2 separate regions of the Homo sapiens genome follow, and region 1 is linked to region 2. Evidence: read pairs that join two places in POLR2A ChIA-PET (ENCODE). Cell type or tissue: B cell. All regions are shown on one strand. Links, peaks and the distances in the headings refer to the core of each region. The heading gives the core; the rest is flanking DNA.

The links. ChIA-PET counts read pairs that join two places held together with the same protein. Peaks named below come from ENCODE experiments on the same cell type or tissue, not always from the same donor. Only the 100,000 strongest peaks of a DNase experiment are listed, where the experiment ranks them.
Region 1: POLR2A ChIA-PET joins it to region 2 with 6 read pairs; 19 of 35 experiments call an interaction of 5 or more read pairs at or near these places.

The regions. Positions count from the first base shown.
Region 1 is chr11:67,367,384-67,369,883 of GRCh38, forward strand. CLCF1 (cardiotrophin like cytokine factor 1) reads right to left here. Exons shown (of 3, transcript NM_013246.3): 2 at 77-243. All of the region lies in intron 2 of LOC100130987 (a long non-coding RNA gene), which reads left to right. Among named protein-coding and RNA genes, the nearest start is that of CLCF1, 5.0 kb to the right of the region's middle. RefSeq lists an enhancer at 125-624 and a silencer at 1,394-1,443. In B cell, for the core only: no CTCF peak of the experiment used is centred there; a DNase peak (open chromatin) is centred at 1,408; H3K4me3 peaks cover 334 bases; H3K27ac peaks cover 2,417 bases.
Region 2 is chr11:67,265,765-67,276,491 of GRCh38, forward strand. GRK2 (G protein-coupled receptor kinase 2) reads left to right here and starts at 709. Exons shown (of 21, transcript NM_001619.5): 1 at 709-1,048. The coding sequence starts at 936. RefSeq lists silencers at 498-697, 2,618-2,667 and enhancers at 2,228-2,277, 2,978-3,037, 5,287-6,251, 5,775-5,914, 6,252-7,216 and 2 more. In B cell, for the core only: no CTCF peak of the experiment used is centred there; DNase peaks (open chromatin) are centred at 5,318, 5,917, 6,067, 6,717 and 1 weaker place; H3K4me3 peaks cover 2,328 bases; H3K27ac peaks cover 2,500 bases.

The DNA.
Region 1 (2,500 bases), core at 1-2,500, 97 kb after region 2:
CCCTCCACGGTTAGGACTGTCTTTCCCCAACTCCTCACTCCTCCCCAACTCCCAGATTCCTACGCTGGATACTCACATAGGTCCCAGCCAAGCTGCGGAGTTGGTGCTCCAGGTAGCGGGTGAGGTCATAGGTTTTCTGGATGGAGGGGCCAGGCCCTGGGTCCCCTGTGCGATTGAGAGCTGGCACTGCAGGGAGGTGCCAGAGCACCGTGCACAGGCACGCTAACATCCCCCACGAGTCCCCTGTGGGCAGGATGGACGAGAAGCATGAGCGCGGCCCGGGCCCACACGGGGAAGCAGCTGGCAGCCCCTCAGGTGTCTGTCCCCACCTTGGGCTGGGTGGGGGGTGAGGGTGGGACACCAGATGGGAGGCAGAGGGGATGGAGGAGGGGAAACACTCCTGGCAAGACGGGAGAGAAAGAGAGGCATGTGTATGTTTGAGGATGAGGACTTGGCACGCATGAGTGTCTATCAGTAGATACTTGAGAATGGATCTGTGTGTCAGCTGAGAGAGTCTTTGGCATGTGTGCCACTGTGTGTGTGCCAACATGTATATGTGTGTACATGGAGGGACGGGGCCAGGCCTAGGGACTGCAGGTCGACCTGCCTGTGTTCCAGTTGTACCCTAGCTTCCTGCCAGTCTTCAGTCCCACTGCAGCTTGAGGGGAGTCAGAGGGTGGGAGACAGCACATGTCAGAGCTGGCAGGCTGAGCACAGTCAGCCCTAAGGGAGGAAGCAGGAGAGAGGCGGCCGCCAAGAACAGACTCACCCATAGGAAGCAAGGTATAGGGTTAGACCACTAGGGTCGGGCTGCCTTATGGGGCTTAGTTTTGGGTATATTCTAGGATGTGATTCCTGAGTGTGGGAAGTGTAGGGTGGGGTTAGATTGAAGGAGATTTAGTGCTCACTCTCAGGGAACGGTGGCAGTGTGGAGGTTCACCCCGTTCTTGGTGTTAGGTGGGGAAAAGTTGGACTTCAATGAGGCCTTTCCATCAGCCTGCAAGGGTGGGGACAGGAAGGGAGAGAGGTGCATTTGACGAGTCGGGCTTGTTGGCTGATGGCACTGCAGAGTTTGGACATCCCAGGATACCAGGAGTCCAGAGGCCAGGGTTGGGTGCTGTAAGGAGGGATGTGGGCAGTGGGGAAATATGCTTTTCTGGGATTTTAAGTGAGGACCAAGGTGAGGATTCAGTGGACACTTTGGACTGGCAAAGGCAGTTAGGGTTTGGCTAGGGTAGATATAATTGGCATTGGGCTAGGTTAGGTTTAAGGACTGGGTTACTTTAAAAGTTTCAGATTAGTTTAGACTTGGGATTTGGTTGATTTAGTGCGGTTGAGGTTTGAGTCCAGCAAGGATGTGGTGAGGTCTGGGCAGGCAGAGGGTGAGTTGGAGGGCTGTGACTTGGTCGGTTTAGGTATCAGATGGGGCGCTGCTTGTCATGTTATGAAGAGCAGGGCTAGTTTGGGTTTTCAGCTTGAATAGGTGTGAGGTCATGAGTGGTTTCTTTCCTATAGTTCTTTTTTTTTCCTTTTTTTTTTTTTTTTTTGCTGCCACCTTCTCTTTCCACCACCCCTATAGTTCATATTTTATACTCTCAGATTTTTCTATAATGACATAGGTTGCTTTGATAGGCAGAAATAACTTAGATAGGTATAACGCTTTGCCCATGGTTAGGATGGGATTTGGATTCAAGAAAGAATGAAGACTAGGTTAGGTCTAATCACAGTGCTGGGGCAGTTTTGGAGAGGGCTAATAACTAGGAAGGATGCAAGACTCCATTTGTATAAAACATCTCTTATGGAGGACAGGGGTCAGTGAGGACTTCGGCAGTGGCCCACCTGGTCAGTCTGGACTCTTTCAGATGTGTGACTGGCCGGCTTTACTAAGGGAGCGTGGCGGTGGGGTACCACAAGTCACAGGGTCTTGGTTTGAGGCAAGTGTGAGTGTGTGTACACGCGTGTGTTTTAGGACAGAGAGTAGGGTCAGGCACTCAACTGCTCCCTGGGGAGACCAGCTCACCCTTTCCTGTCCCCTCTGAGCTTGTGGCTTCCTCCTGGACGCTGCTTTCCTCACTCTTCCTTTCTATCCCCAGCTCTTGCCTGACTCAGTTCCTTTCTCCTCCCTGCTCCTCACATCTCAACACAACTCCAAGCCTAGGGATCTGGCAGTCACCTCTAGGATCCTATGGGTACAGAGTAGCATTAGTTTTGGAGATTGGAGACCTGCTGAATTGGGCAGCGGCCCTCCCAGCCTTGAGGTCGCTTTCAGCATCGAGTCTGGCTTCACTCAAAGTTAGTGGCGAGACCAAGGGTCCCAACTGAAGCCGGAGCTGGGAGCTAGGCTTCCTTCTTTACCCACATGCTGGCCGGAGTTCTAGGCTCTGCCTTTGTCATGGCCAAGAGGTACAGTCAGGAACCCAGCTCAGAACTTACCCTCTCCCATTCTGAGCCCTGTGGGACATCCCTAGGGGAGATCAGCTCCCTACACAGGGACAGCAGG
Region 2 (10,727 bases), core at 4,985-7,484:
GTTCAGGGTCATGGTAGTAGCCTAGGGTCAGAATCAAGGTTGGGGTCAGTAACCAGGATGGGATCGAGGTCATGGTCCAAAATCTGGATCTGGGGACCTGTTGGGGGTCTGAGGTGAGTGTCGCAGTCTGGGTATGGCGTTGGAGACCCAGGGCTGTGATCTGAGGTCATGGTTAGAGTCTGAGGTGGTGGGCCAAGGTTTGAGTCTGGGGTCCTGTTTGGAGTCTGGTGTCAGGTCGTGGACTGCGTCCAAGGTCAGGGAGTCCGGGGTTATAGCCAGGGTCTGAGATGAAAGTCCCAGGATGGTGTTCAGAGGTCTGAATCTGTGTCTTGGTGAGCGTCCAGGTTCCCTGTGATCACGTTTGGTGTCAGGGCTGCGGCCCGACTGGGGAGCCTGGGATCCAGAGATGTGACCCGAGGTTGTGGTCAGAGAATGGGTCTCGGGTCGTCTTCCGTGCCGGGTCCCTGTCGTGTTCCAGGCCCGGGTCTCCGTCCAGCATCGAGGGCCGAGGTCACGGCCAGGGTCTGAGCCCGCGGTCGCAGGTCTGGTTCGGGGTCAGATTCCGCGCGGCCTCCAGGGGGCGCCGTCGCCCGCCCGGCTCGGCCCCTCGCGGGCTCGCTGGCGTTGTGCGCGGCAGGCGGGGCCGGAGGCGGCGGCGGCTCCGGGGCGCGGGCGCGCGGGCGGCGGCGGCGGCGGCGCCCCGACTGCAGTCCCGGCGGGAGCGGAGCGCGAGCCGGGGCCGGGCCCGAGCCGGCGCCATGGGGCGGCGCCGCCTGTGAGCGGCGGCGAGCGGAGCCGCGGGCGCCGAGCAGGGCCAGGCGGGAGGCGTCGGCGCCCGAGGCCGAGCGAGCCGCGGCCGGGCCGGGCCGAGCGCCGAGCGAGCAGGAGCGGCGGCGGCGGCGGCGGCGGCGGGAGGAGGCAGCGCCGCCGCCAAGATGGCGGACCTGGAGGCGGTGCTGGCCGACGTGAGCTACCTGATGGCCATGGAGAAGAGCAAGGCCACGCCGGCCGCGCGCGCCAGCAAGAAGATCCTGCTGCCCGAGCCCAGGTGAGGAGAAGCTGCCCGCGGCCCCGGCCCGACCCCGCGGGCGCCCCGGCCGCGGCCCCGAGACCCTGGCCCCATGCTCGACCCCGCGACCTGGACCCCCGGGGCCGGCTCTCGCAACCCCCTGTCGGCCCCCCAGCCCGGAGCAGCCCGGCCTTGGCGCCTGCGGGTCCAGACCCTAAGCCCCAGACCCTGGGCGCCTGAGCCCGGAGCGCCCCAACTCCGGAGCTCCTCTGCCCCATCGGTCCCCGGACCCAGTCGGGTCCCCCTGGCCGCCCTGCTGCTTCCTTATCGTGCTCCACCGGCCCCCCGAAGTCGCTGTCAGCCCCTGGCTCCCGCCTTCTCCCACGGGGGCCCGGCGCGCCCCTTCATCCTTCTCGGAGCAGCCCTTGGTCCCTGTGGGGTCCCCTCCCCTCCGCTGGCCACCATTTACCTCGCCTGACGATGTCACCCACCCTTTTGCTGTCCCTGCTCACGGCACTCGCTTTAGGGTTTCCACTACCCCCACCCGTCTCTCCTCCAGTCTACACTTGTGTGAGGTGTTGGGGGACAGCCAGTCTTCCGGACTCTTCTCCCACCCTCTGGTGGGGTCGCTGTCCTGGAGTTGGGCTCGAGAGTGCTTTCAGGGCGGCGTGGTGAGCAGGACCTAGGGTGCTGCGGGCACCCTCCCCCTCGGACCGCGCTCAGGTCGGGGAAACATCCCCTGTGCCCTCTCCCCTACATTTCTCCTCTGGCAGGCCCTGCATATGGTGCCCCGTGGGTGCTGTTGACCAGGGGCCCTCCCAGCACACCTGCAATGGCTGGACCTTAGCTGCCGCCTCTGTAAGACAACTGACATCACACCTGGTATCAAAGTTTAGACTGTTCAGGATGTAGGTGCAAAAGTACACAGGATGTGGACGATTGCTGCGGTTTGTCCAGCATTTTATGGCTGATAGAGTATCTCTCCACTGTGTGAGCCTCTCAGCAGCGCATGGGGTGGCGAGGACAGGTGTGGTTTTGTCCCTGTGGAACAGATGGGGAAACTGAAGCTCCAGAGGTGAGTGGCCTGCCCCGAGTCACACAGGTAGTCCCAGGTGGCACCTGGCCAACAGATCAGGGCTTCAGACTTCTGGTTCTACATTTCATCAGCTACCCTGGCCTGTGCCAGGGAGCAGACGTGCCCGCCACGATTCTTTGTGTCGTGTGGCAACTCCTTGTGCATGCCTGAGAGTTGGCCTCCTCCTGGTGCCCCAGCGGGCTGGGGATGGGGCCTGTCCACACTGCCGTGGTCTTATCTTGTGACTCTGGGTAAGTCTCTTCCCTCACTGGGCCTCGGTCTTCTCATCTGTGAAATGTGGATGGCGTGAAATAAGAGCTGTGACTCTGCGGTGTCCCTCAGCCTTTGAAGCAGCCGTCTAAGCTCTGGCTGACGCTGCAGGGGTGCCCCATGCCCATGGCCCTCACCGCCCCCCTGTGCCATGCCCTGCTCACTGGGTGTTTGGATTGACTGAACGTCAGGCCTGGGAGAGGAAAATTGGTCTGCATTTTGAAAAGGCCGTTAGGGCCTTTTTTTTTCTAAGACATTTGCAATCAGATTTCTCAAAACAGGAACCAGACTGACTGTCAGCTGGGGGCTGTCCAGGGAGCAGTGACGGTTAGTACAGAAATGAGTTCAGAAATGACAAACCCACGAGGGAGGAAACGGGGGAGTCAGCCTCTAGGGCTCAAAACGGCTCTCCTTGGTGGCTGCAGCCTCGAGACCCTCCTGCAGGATGGAGTTCTGCAACTGTGAGGCGGGGCCTTTTCTGGAACTGTCTGCGTTCGGGTAATCTCCCCCCAGAATGCATTGCTTCTGATGGGGCGCCGCCTTGGCTCTGCAGGTGTCAGAACCCTGAGAAACGAGATGGTCTTCTTTTCCTGTCCCCTTTCCCATCCATGGTAGTGATGGCGGTGATAGCAATAATGATAGGAATTATTACTGACTTACCTATTTTGATATCTGTCATCTCAGTTCTTCCAGCAACCAACCTGTGAAGCTGGCAAGGCCATGCCTTGCATGTAGTAGTTGCTCAAGAAATACCAGGACTGTGTGGCACCCCCATGCAGTCCTGAGCAGAAACAAGGTTGGATAGGATTCTAGGAGGACAGCAGGAGGCCGAGCCAGGCAGCCCAGGTTTTCACATTGGGTCACCATCAGCAGCATGGCCTTCCGCAAATCGCCCACATCTGTGAAACGGACTGGAGGTGCGAGCGCCGAATGTCAGTGCGCTAAGGCCTGGGAAGGGCTACTGGCCACCCCTACATGGGGGTCCAGGCCTGGGGCATTAGGGAGCAGGCCACCCTTTGCATAACGCCTTGCCTTGCACACCCAGTGGGGCAGAGCACGCCGCCCCCCGCCCCCCGCCGCCCCAGTGGTGATCCTGACCATGTTTCATGTTTGCCTGACACTTTTCCACTTGCAGAGTGCTTTTTACTCTGTTTTGTCCTTTTGACAACTGTGAGAGGCAGGCCCAGCAGTTAGGATTCTCCCCTTTAGCAGTTGAAGTTATTGAGGCTCAGGGAGGGGAGGAGTCGTGTCCTCGTCACAGAAGAAAGCTGGAATGGGGCCTCGGGTTTCTGGACCACACAGGCCAGTGCTGTTTCTTTGCTGTGCTTTATCCCCTCCACCCACCCCTGCACACCACTGTTCTCGCCTCTGTCCACATTTTGCGGTGTGGGCTGACTGGCACCCCTTGTCTGGGGCCATCGGCTGTCACAGTTCACAAGGCTCAGCCCTCTTCCCGTTGGCTGGGATGGAGAACTGAGCTGCCGTGGCAAAGCTACTGCACCGAGGGGCAGCCCCACTCCAGGGTCCCGTCAGATGCAGGAGCCTGTCTTCCCCATACCCACAAGGTCAAGGTCAGAGTCAGGGAGAGGGGCTGTGGCTTGTCCCAGTGACAGGTTGCCACTGGGAATTGTTCATACCTTGAGGTGGCCCACCTTGGCAGCCCCTCCATGGCTGGTGCCTGGGGATGTGTCTTGGCCAAGAACTGGGGCTGGCATCACAGCTCTGAGTTCCAAAGGCTAGGGAATGGGAGTGGTTAGGCACAGTGCCACACTGAGTTGGCACAGGGGCCTCCCCTTCTGTCACCCTATAGAATCCAAGGAAACAGTCCCTTTCCCCGACCTTCTTGTAGAAGGAGGTAGCGTAAGGCAGCATTGTGTATCTGGAAGATGGGAGGTCTGGCTTCTCCCTCTACCACCAGCTCACATGGGACCCAGGCGAGTCCCTTAGCCCGACTGGACCTGCCTCAGTTTCCACCTCTGTAAAACGAGGCGGCTGCCCCTTCACTCTCAGGGTCTGTGGTCTGGGCCTTGCCCTGAAGGAACTGCTGTCTCCCTTTCCCAGCAGCCAGCAGTCTTGTAATTATCATCATTTGCTTAATATGACCACTGAGGCCTCGTGTAATTAATCTCTGGGCTCCTAGCTGAGGAGCCCTGCCTGGGCGCTCCCAGGAGGTTCCTCTGCCCTCCCCGGTGACAGTGGCAGCCCCAGCAGCAGATTGTCGGAGCTGGGTGCCTCTTGCAGCCTCCCGATTTCTTGGCTGTTTCCTGGTCCCTCCCCCACCGAGAGTTTCCTCCTTCCTGCCCCTTTCTGGCTTCCCTGTCTCCCCAGACCCTGCCCCTGTTCCTCCGCTGCCTCGTTCCTGTTAACTCTTCGCAGCCAGAACTTCCTGCCCTCGATTTGTGGGGGAAGGGGTGCAGCGGGAAGCTCTCTCCCTCCCTCCTTCCTTCACTCCTGCAGCACCAGCTGAAACCCTGCTGCTTCCAGCCTTTGTCCCTTACCCAGAACTTTCCACTTCAGTGGCAGCGTTCTCCCAACTCCTTTCCCTGCAAACAAGATGATCTTTCCTGCAGTCACTCCCTCTGGGCCTTTGAAGCACCGCCGTTCCCCAGGAATGGGTCTCTGGGATGTCTTTCCCGTCTGTTTTCCTTTCCAGAGCATGCGTTTCACTTATTTGCCATTAAGTCGCCCGCCTGCCGTTACCTGGGTAAATGGATTTGAAGGGAGTGTGAGCAATGCAGGTTGGAATCTGTGCAGGGGAACCTGGGCTGTTAACCCAGAATGAGGTGTCCTATTAATGCACAATCAATTCCTAGTAGTAAGTTCCCGGTGACGTCAGGTACAGGAGCGCTCCGCAGCCAGTGTTTCCTCCCCGTGCCTAGGTTGCACCCAGGTGGGCTTGGCAGAGGGACTGAGTGCTCAGGCTGGTGGGTTTGGGCTCCACGCGCTTGGCTGTTGCTTTCAGGGTATGCTCTTGCCTCGGAACACACAGTGGGAACCAAAAGCACAGTGTAGCCCTTGAGGATGCACAGCCTCCCTCACACCTGCCCCTTCTTCCTGGGCCCCTTCCCTACTCCCCGCCGGCTCCCCATGGGTCAGTTTCCACTGCTGGATGGAGCTATATTCACGTTATTTCTACTCTGCTGCAACTGAGATACTAAAAATGAGGTGTTTGACTGCAGCTTTTTTCTAAAACAGTAATATCCCTTCTCTGCTTTGCTGTTTACTGCAAAAGGACGCGTCTATGCTGGCAGAAGTGGGTTTTCTGGTATTAACATGTTGGCAGCTCTGTTCCCAGGTGGGGGCAATTTTCTGACTCTAGAGCCATTTCGTGTTTGGGATGGGGGATAACCCCCTCCTGGAAACCACAGGGCATGGAATTCTGGAAGTTTGTTCTTGGTGCATTCTAGCGTAATGCAGATTACGGTCTCCATGTCAGCAGTAAATTGCAGGGTGTGGGTGCTCATGTCATATTTGTGAAGAAGCCGTGACATTTGACAAGGCCGCCAGAGTGCCTCTTCCTGAGCATCCCCGCAAGGGAGCTGCTTTGTGGCCGACACGACGTTCCGGAGCCCAGGCTGCTGCAGACCCTGGCTGTGTGTGCGGGGCCAGCTGGCTTTTTCTCTCCCCTGCTCAGGGCTTACCTTGGACCTGCCGGTTTGGGCTGGCCTTTCCTATTTGATCTGTGGCCCCGTCCTTGTTCGCCCCAGGGAGAGTCATTGAGAAACATTAAGAAGCCCCAGGGGACTTCCTTCTGCTGCTGGCACCTTGGTGTCTGGTTTCCTGGAAATGCCACAGGGAGCACCTCGGCCACAGCCACAGGCCCTGCTGCACTGGTTGGTGAATGCTCGCTCATCTCCCAGGGGACGGTTCCCAGAGTGGCCGCACCAGACCTGCCAGGCCTGTAGCCTTCATGCCAGCTTGCACCGTCCTGGCGTGGCAAAGCTTTAGCATCACTGTCACATGAGGGGCACAGGAAGCATGGCCCCTGGCTGCCAGCTGCCAGCCAAGGCTGCCTCCCATCCTGGGTTCCAGGGAAGGGGGCTGCTCGTCTCCTACAGCTCCTGGTCAGGGACGGGAGGGCAGCCAGGCCAGAGGCTGGGCACAAGTCAGGGTCCTCTGAGCCCTGCACCCAGCTCTTCCACAGAGGTCAAGGGGGGGATGGAGGGTGCTCTAGTGGAGGCCGTTTCTCAGGGAGCCTTTGGACATTTTCTTTGCCACGAACTCATTGTGGGCCTCGGAGCACGTGGCCCAGCCAGCTTCCTTGCCATCAGCAAGAGTGTGTTTGTCTCTGACTTGTCACCCCCTCCTGTCCACACAGCTACAGCCTCTGACCCCGAGCAGGAGACACCTAAGAGAGCCCAGGCCACAGAGGATGGCCTGGACTTTGCATTTCTTCTGAACCATGAGGTGCCAGAAGGGACCGGAAGTGCTCCCTCAGCACCCACTCCTTCCCTGTCACCCAGTGCTCAGTGCTGCAGCTGCTCACTGTCTTGGGCTGAGCCTGCTCCGGGAGCAGTAGGAGCTGGTGCAGGCCGCTGTAACTGCAGGGGTGCCAAGGTGGGACTGACTGCTCCTTCCCAAAGCTGGGTGGGCACCAAGTACCTCTGTGCCAAGGAGCCCTTGATACTTTGGCAGGGCAAGCCACGGGCTCTACCCACTGGGCCCGCAGTAGAGCAATGCAGTGCCTGAAGCTGGTCTGTGAGCAGAGGAGTCCCACCCTGCTCGGCTCAGCCCTGGCCACAGGCCCCATCCTCCAAGGCCCCATCCTCTCCGAGGACACGGCAAATGTGGAGCAGAGGCTTGAGCAAGACCAGTTACTGTGTGATTCTAGCATGGACTGTCGGTGAGCCGTGGGGCACTGAGAAATGGGGCTCTGGCGGCTCTCTCCCATGGCCCAGCAGGCGGGGCACGGCGGGCAGCATGGCCAGCCTGGCATATTAGAAGCCCTCCTTCTGCCGTGTCCACCCAGGCTTTGTAAATGGCCAGTGTGACGGTGGCGATTCAGCATCTCATTGACATCCTCATTTTACAGCTGGGGAAACTGGACATTTCAAGTTTGTGACCAGGTGGTGAGGGCCACTTGGAACCCAGGCACCCGTCCAACGGCCAGAGCAAAGGCAACTCTGAGGCCCTTGCCCAAAGGTGTTGGGAACCTTAGCGTCCTTCCATCTGGGACTGTTGAGGCCGCTTGGTTCTCCTGATGCTCCAGAGTAGATCTTGGGAGCCACGTTCCCCCGGATCTCAGGGTTGCTGACCTGGGTGGGGGACAGGGACACGCTCTGGGCTCACTGCCACTCCAGACTCTGCCAGTATCAGGGAGCAGTGTTGGAGACAAGGTGACCCAGTCCAGGAGGCTGTCCCACCCCTGTGCTCGCCCGTGCTTGCCACCCTGGCAGGAGCTGCCCCCAGTGGCAAGTTCTTCCAACCTGCCAGTTCCCTTGGCGGCCAGACCCATGGGAATAGACAGGAAACCCTAAAATTGCCACTTTGGGGGCCTTCCATTCAAGGACTCTGCTCAGGCCTGACCTCGTGTTTGGTTTCTTGCTTGGGGGGAGGGGGGTTGTTTATTTTATTTAAAAAACATTTTTTTCTTTTTAAGGAAGAAAGTGGAGTGCTGTGGGCTGGGAAGAATGTGGTGGCCATGCCCAGGCGTGGCTGCTGAGGGGAGAGATGGCCTCAGAGCCCCGGGTCCTGCTTCCTGCTGTTCCCAGGCCGGGGCTGACAGCAGAGCCCCTGGGAAGGAGAAAGGGCCTGCCCGGCAGGTTCCCCTGGCTGTCGCAGGCAGGGAACCAAGCATGCTTCCCCCTTGGAGACTTTGTGTGTCCAGTTGAAAAGTGGCAGTGGCTACTCCCTGGCTCCTAGGTGGCCATTCCCTCTGCCAAACTGGCACCTTTTTTTTTTTTTTTTTTTTTGAGACAGAGTCTCACTCTGTCACCCAGGCTGGAGTGCAGTGGCACGATTTTGGCTCACTGCAACCTCTGTCTCCAGGGTTCAAGCGATTCTTCTGCCTCAGTCTCCTGAGTAGCTGGGACTACAGGCGCACGCCACCATGCTGGGCTAATTTTTGTATTTTCAGTAGAGACGGGGTTTCACCATGTTGGTCAGGCTGGTCTTAAACTCCTGACCTCATGATTCGCCCGCCTCGGCCTCCCAAAGTGCTGGGATTACAGGCGTGAGCCACCGCGTCCCGCCAAGCTGGCACCATTTTTGCAGGCTCCTAAGAAGCAAGTCTGGGGCTCAGTGGGGCTTACTGCTGAAGCCCGGTGGCCCCCATTCCTGGGACAATGCCCGGCTCCTGGTGGGTGACCCCTACAGGCTGGGATTGCTTTGCCTGTCATCTGCATCTGCCTGTCGCTACCTTCCGCTTGACCAGCACCTTTTTTTTTTTTTTTTTTTTTTTTTTTGCTTTTTTTCATCCCCTTCTGTGGACCAAAATGTCCTGGCCCACCTCCCAGGTGAGATGCAGGCCCCTGACCTTGGGGTTTTCTCCACGTTCCAGTCTCCCAGTGCACAGCCTGTGCCCTGAGGGTCGCCCAGGGCCCAGGCCTCCTGTCTGCAGGTGCCAAGGGCAGGGACCGTGTCTTTCTCAATTCAAGAGATTTTTATGAAGCCCTTGCTGTGTGTGAAACACCACAATCTCCGTCCACCGTTTCCTGTGTCCCTGGGAGTCCCACATGCCGGGAAACATGTCCTTGACGGTGGCTGGTGGACATGAGCTGGCGTGTGGCCCGAAGGGGCGGGTGTGCTGGTGTGGACGCGGGGCCCATCCTCGGAGCTCCTGTCAGTTCTCAGAGGGCATCCTCACTCCCCGGTGGGGGGCATGGGCCCCCCTCTTCCCATCCAGGCAGGGTCTGTTCCAAAGCAGTCATAGGATGCGAACTCAGGGTCACCTAGGCCCATCCTTGTCTTCAGTGCCCTGCTTCCTGCTGGAGACAACTTTGGAAGAGGCCGCGGCCCCTCCCAGCCTCTGAGGGTGGGGAGCAGGCCAGGGGGTCGCGGCCTTGGAACCGTGCTCATGGCAGCCCTGCTGTGCTCGTGCTATCTCGCTCGGCCTTTCCTGAGGAAGGCTGGAACCAAGTGAGATCAGGGGCCGAGGCCCGGGAGTCCACTGCAGCCCTTCCTGGAAGGACAGTGCCCAGTGGAAGCGGATAAGAGCCCCCTCTCGAGGCCGAGGTCAGAGGCCAGGCAGGGTCCACAGGCCAGGTCCGCACTGTCTGGAGCTGCTCTCCGCAGACGGCTCTTCTGGCTGAAGCTGCCATTCTTCCAGACCCTCGGGCCCAAAGCCTGGAAGCCCTCACGGGGCTGGCCTCATAACCCTTCTCCCGGTCCCCGACAGCCTGAGCCTTCTCCCACCCACCCCCTTCCCCTTCTTCCTGCCCAAGTGTTGCCTCTGCCTGGGCTTCCTCCGCGTGGCGCCTCCAGTGGAGTCGGGCCACCCACCGCCCTGGACCAAGCCTCCTGAGTCCTGCTCTCCTGCCCACTCCTTGGCTGTGAAGCCCCCTGGTTTGCAAGGCCCTGCCCTCCGCCTCACCATGGCCTTTGTGTGCCCTCTCTCCTGCCCCATTGGCCCCTTGCTCATCCCTGGACATACTGTCCCCTGCCTGTTCCCACGTCTACCGACCCCCCTGGCTTCGCCAGCTGCCGAGATCCCACTTGCACTCCAGGAACCCAGTGGAGTTCCACCTTCTCCACACAGGCTTTCCAGACCCAGAGGCCTCCTCTCCTTCCCAAGGCTTCTGCACACGCTGTCTGGTATCACAGGCTCAGAACCATGCCCTGGGCAGGGCTGTTTGGAGCAGGGGGTGGCTTTGGCATGAGGTACACAGTGCCTCAGGGGTAGATGTGCAGCGGGTCCTCGTGACCACAGCCTGGGTGGCCAGTCCGACCAGCCCTGGGCTGGGCTCCTAGGGGCAGGCAGGGCCGGGGTGCAGAAAGGCAGGGGCCATGGCAAGCACAGAGAACCTGGACTTGCGGATCCAAATCTCCACCAGCTGCAGTCATTTCACGGGAGGCCTGCTGGTGGCCCCATAGACCTGCAGGGCCATGTGAGCGTGACATGGGCTCAGGTGTGTTGTCCCTTCAGGCCCCCAGCCTTGCAATGCCCTCAGCATGGCAGCTACACGTTACCCCAGGAGCCCAGACTAGTGAGGACCAGATGCAGGCCTCAGCTGGCTGTTGGGACAGACCGGCAGGGCTGGGCTTGAGGTGGGCCAGGAGAGGGCAGGAGGGGACAGTAAGGTGGTATTTGAGGCCGGGAGTGTAGCCTGGTGTGGCGCTCCCAGACAGCACTCAGTGTGGGGTGAGATAAACAGGGTGGGGGATGTCGGGTTGGGTTTTGAGGGTCACAATGGCCAGGCCCTCCCCTATGGCCAT